Regions from separate parts of the Homo sapiens genome. Here region 1 is linked to region 2. Evidence: read pairs that join two places in POLR2A ChIA-PET (ENCODE). Cell type or tissue: Panc1. All regions are shown on one strand.

Region 1 (2,500 bases), 140 kb before region 2:
GTGCCTCAGCCTTTTGAGTAGCTGGGATTACAGGCATGCGCCACCACGCCCAGCTAATTTTTTGTATTTTTAGTAGAGACAGGGTTTCACTATGTTGGCCAGGCTGGTCTTGAACTCCTGGCCTCAAACTGTCCGCCTGCCTGGGTCTCCCAAAGTGCTGGGATTACAGGCATGAGCTATGGCGCGTGGCCTGGCACTGTATTGTCTCCATGTCTTACAGATGAAGTTTTCAAGACCCCTATGAACCTTCCTTACTAGGGTCGAGAGTGGCAGCAACATTGCCTATCTCTCCATATGCGATACTTGAGGGGAGTGACCGGCACTTCCCTGGTCACCATCTGATGGATTGTGTGCTTTCTGAACAAATAGAGGGTGCTTTCTCCTTGAGGCAGGGCCCAGGGTTTAAGAGTCATCAGCTCAGTGCTCATTTAACATTTATTGAGCCCATACTTTGTGCCAGATGTTGTGCAGGGTTTTGGGGATGCGGTGGTGACCAAAACAGTTAAAAATCCCTGCCCATTTGGAGCTTGATCTTAGTGGGGGAGGCAGGTGGTAATAATATTAAAAATGCCATGTGTGATAATTGATTTGAAGGGAAATAAAGCAGGGTAAGGGTACTGTGGCCAAAGTAGGCCCTTCTGGGGAACTAACATTTTATCAGAGACCAGAATGCAGTGAAGGAGCGAGTGAGCCATGCACATGTCTGCAGGAGCCAGGCAGTGGGAACAGCACGTGGTAAAGATTTAGAAGCTGGACTGTGTATGCTTGGTGGGGAAGAGCATGGGGCCCAGCATAAAGAGAATGAAGTCAGGGAAGTCAGCACAGGCCAGATCCTTAGGATGATGATACTCAATGTGGGCTGCACCTTGGAGTCACCTGGAGAGCTTTAGGGGAAGACCTTGCGCCCAGAACAATGAAATCAGAATTTAAAGCCTAAAGATTTTAGGCTTTGATTTCAGGCTTTGTAAGCCAGGGAAAGGACTTTTTATTTCATTTTGGATGTGGTGGAAAACCATTGGAGGGATTTGGGCAAGGGCATGATGAGATCTTACTTGCTGTTTTAAAAATAGCATGTATTAGCTGCTGTGTGAAAAGTGGACTGTAGAGGGAGTAGAAGATTAAAAGTAAACAACTTTTGGTTGTTTGGGAGTTTTGAAAATGAAACCGTTCATTTTTAAAGATTAAATTAGGAATGGCTGTTAAAAGACACATTTTTTATCTTTAATACCATTAAGGTGCATGAAGGGTTCGTAGGACAAGATCATAATGTATCTTTACAAAAAACATGAGCAAGGCTGGGCGCGCTGGCTCACGCCTGTAATCCCAGCACTTTGGGAGGCTGAGGCGGGCGGATCAAGAGGTCAGGAGATTGAGACCATCCTGGCTAACACGGTGAAACCCCTTCTCTACTAAAAATACAAAAAAATTAGCCGGGCATGGTGGTGGGCGCCTGTAGTCCCAGCTACTGGGGAGGCTGAGGCAGGAGAAAGGCGTGAACCTGGGAGGTGGAGCTTGCAGTGAGCCGAGATCGTGTCACTGCACTCCAGCCTGGGTGACAGAGTGAGACTCCGTCTCAAAAAAAAAAAAAAGCAAGCTTATGATTGAATAGATTACATCATGTGAGAATGTGAGATAATTTTAAACCACTAGTTTTCCAACTATTTTTTTTAACTTGTGTGATTTAGTACTTCTGAGTTTTTGAAACCAAATCAGAGAAAATATTGAATCTGTTAGCACCAGAGTTCTGTTTTAAACGTTGTTTTGTGCTAATGGTGTTTGTTGTCCTGAACTGGTAAGAATAAAGCCTGTCTGAGTCTGTTATTTCTTAAACATTTCGATCTTACTGACAAGTCGCAAACTACTTGTAAAGTGCAGCCTATCCTTAAATGACAGTTTGTTCTGCTTTTTCTTGTTTTTCCCCTGAGCTGAGAGGGACTTCTTTAAGCTTGGAAGCAGGGAGATGAGTTAGGGCTGACATCATCCTGTATTCCCCTCTGTTTTGGGGCTGGGGTTGACACTTTTCTTCCAGCTCCAAGGTCAGGAGTGGGAGAGTATGAAGACGTTTGCAGAGTCTAGGGGGCCCTGTTGTCACAGCATGTGCTCGTATGCAGGGCTCACTCTTCACAGTAATTAATATTGACATGGAATGAATTCTGTGAATCTGCTATGCAACCAAGGAAACCAGGATATTAACAGTAACCTACATCTATTCATGTACTCCTCCCCTATCCCAACCCCATATTAATATCTCCTTCCCATTCACCAATATCATGAGTTTTACATTTCTCATTCCCTTGCTCCTTTTCTTGGGCAGTATGATTGTGGCTGGGTGTGGTGCCTGACACCTGTAATCCCAGCACTTCAGGAGGCCAAGGCAGGAGGATCACTTGAGCCAGGAGCTGGAGACTAGCCTGGGCAACATAGTGAGACCCCCATCTCTACACTATGGGAGTAGTGGCACACACCTGTAATCTAGCTACTTCAGAGACCGAGGCAGGAG
Region 2 (2,500 bases):
TTTCCTCAATTTGTACAATGACTAAAAATAAAAAATTGGGAATTTTGGAAAAAGACGTTAGACCTAGAAGGTAATTCTTCTCTTTGCCTTTAAAGGTTCTGGGAGGGCCTTTAAGGGTCAGATCCTTTTGACCTTGATCCTCAGGAGGATCTGGGAAGAGAAGTAGAGATAGTTCTTGCATGAACCTGCCTCACACTAGGCCCCTTGGATCTGCCAGGTGAGGGTCACTCTCATCTGTCTGTCACATACCTGGGCTCTAGCTGCATTCTCTGCTTTGTCTTGGAGTCCATGTAAAACAAAGTTTCAGAGATATTGTTTCTCCTGCAGATTCTGGGAGAAAGATGAGATTTTTTTTCTTTTTTCTTTTTTTTTACTTTTATTATAGGTTCAGGGGTACATATGCAGATAAAGTCATGTCATGAGGTTTGTGGTACATATGATTTCTTCACCTGGGTACTAAGCGTAGTACCCAATAGTTATTTTCTCTGCTCCTATCTCACCTTTCACCCTCCAACCTCAAGTAGGCTTCTGTGTGTGTTGTTCCCCTATTGGTGTCCATGAGTCTCATCATTTAGTTCACAATTATAAGTGAGAACATGCAGTATTTGGTTTTCTGTTCCTGCATTAGTTTGCTAAAAATAATGGCCTCCAGCTCCATCCATGTTCCTGCAAAAGACATGAACTCATTCTTTTTTAGGGCTTCATAGTATTCCATTGTGTATATGTATCACATTATCTGTATCCAATCTGTCCTTGATGGCATTTGGGTTCATTCTGTGTCTTTGCTATTGTGCACAGTGTTGCAATGAACATTCATATGCATATGTCTTTAAGGCAGAATAATTTCTATTCTTCTGTGTATACAGTAGTGTATACACCATTCCCAGTAATGGGATTGCGGGGTTTAATGGTAGTTCTGTTATAAGCTCTTTGAGGAATCACCACACTGCTTTCCACAATGGGTGAGCTAATTTACACCACCGCCAATAATCTGTAAGTGCTCCTTTTTCTCCACACCCTTGCCAGCATCTGTCCTTTTTTGACTTTTTAAGAAGAGCCATTCTGACTGGTGTGAGATGGTATCTCATTGTAGTTTTGATTTGCATTTCTCTAATGTTCAGTGATATTGAGCTTTTATTATATACTTGTTGGCCACCTGTATGTGTACTTTTGAGAAGCGTCCCCTGTCTCTACTAAAAATACAAAATATTAGCCGGGCCGGTGGCGGGCGCCTATAGTCCCAGCTACTCAGGAGGCTGAGGCAGGAGAATGGCATGAATGCGGGAGGGAGAGCTTGCAGTGAGCCAAGATCATGCCACTGCATTCCAGCCTGGGGGACAGAGTGAGACTTCATCTCAAAAAAAAAAGAAAAGAAAAGAAAAGAAAAGTATCTGTTCTCTGTTCTTGTCTTTTCTCGCCTTTTGTTGTTGTTTTAAGACAGGTCTCACTCTGACATTCAGGCTGGAGTGGTGTGGCTCCATCTTGGCTCACTGCAACCTCTGGCTCCTGGGCTCAGGTGATCCTCCCAGCTCAGTATCCTGAGTAGCTGGTACTGCATACCAGCTGTGCAGACCTCACCTAAGGGACCAGTACCCCCGTAGTCTGTATTCCTCTTCCCCACACTTATTGGAAAGAGACACCTACAGATCATACATTCTGCCTTTAAATTGTTCTTTTTGCCTTTAAAGATTCTGGGACAGCACTGCCCTTGATCCTCAGGATGATCCGGGGGGGAGGTAGAGAACGTCCTTGCATGAACCTGCCCCATGCTAAGCCCTTTGGCTCTACCAGGTGAGGGCTGCTCTCATCTGTCTGTCCCACACCTGGACTCTAGCAATACTCTCTCCTTTCTCTTGATGTCCATGTGAATCAAAGTTTCAGAGACACTGTTTCTCCTGCAGATTCCAGAAGAAAGGTGACATTGGTTTTTTTCTTTGTTTTTTAAACGTTTATTTTATGTTCAGGGGTACATATGCAGGGAAACTCGTGTCATGGGGTTTGCGGTAAAGATTATTTCACATCCAGGTACTAAGCCTAGTACCCAATAGTTATTTTTTCTGCTCCTGTCTCACCTTTTACCCTCCACCCTTAAGTAGGTCTCAGTGTGTGTTGTTTCCCTCTTGGTATCCATGGGCCTCATCATTTAGCTCACACTTCTAAGTGAGAACATGCAGTATTTTGTTTTTCATTTCCACATTGGTTCACTAAGGTTAATGACCTCCAACTCCATCCATGTTCCTGCAAAAGTCATAATCTCATTCTTTTTTGAGGCTGCATAGTATTCTATGGTGTATATGTACCACATTTTCTCTATCCAGTCTGTCCTTTATGAGCTATTAGGTTGAGTCCATGTTTTTGCTATTGTGCATACTGTTGTAATAAACATTCATGTGCACGTTTTTATGGTAGAATGATTTATATTCTTCTGGGTATATACTCAGTGATGGGATAGCTGGGTTGAATGGTAGTTCTATTTTAGCCATTCGAGGAACCATCACAT

The links. Peaks named below come from ENCODE experiments on the same cell type or tissue, not always from the same donor. Only the 100,000 strongest peaks of a DNase experiment are listed, where the experiment ranks them.
Region 1: POLR2A ChIA-PET joins it to region 2 with 8 read pairs; 2 of 35 experiments call an interaction of 5 or more read pairs at or near these places.

The regions. Positions count from the first base shown.
Region 1 is chr19:39,841,179-39,843,678 of GRCh38, reverse strand. All of the region lies in intron 1 of FBL (fibrillarin), which reads left to right. Among named protein-coding and RNA genes, the nearest start is that of FBL, 4.0 kb to the left of the region's middle. In Panc1, no CTCF peak of the experiment used is centred here; a DNase peak (open chromatin) is centred at 1,074; H3K27ac peaks cover 2,065 bases.
Region 2 is chr19:39,701,650-39,704,149 of GRCh38, reverse strand. No RefSeq gene overlaps it. Among named protein-coding and RNA genes, the nearest start is that of LGALS14, 1.6 kb to the left of the region's middle. In Panc1, no CTCF peak of the experiment used is centred here; no DNase peak of the experiment used is centred here; H3K27me3 peaks cover 2,028 bases.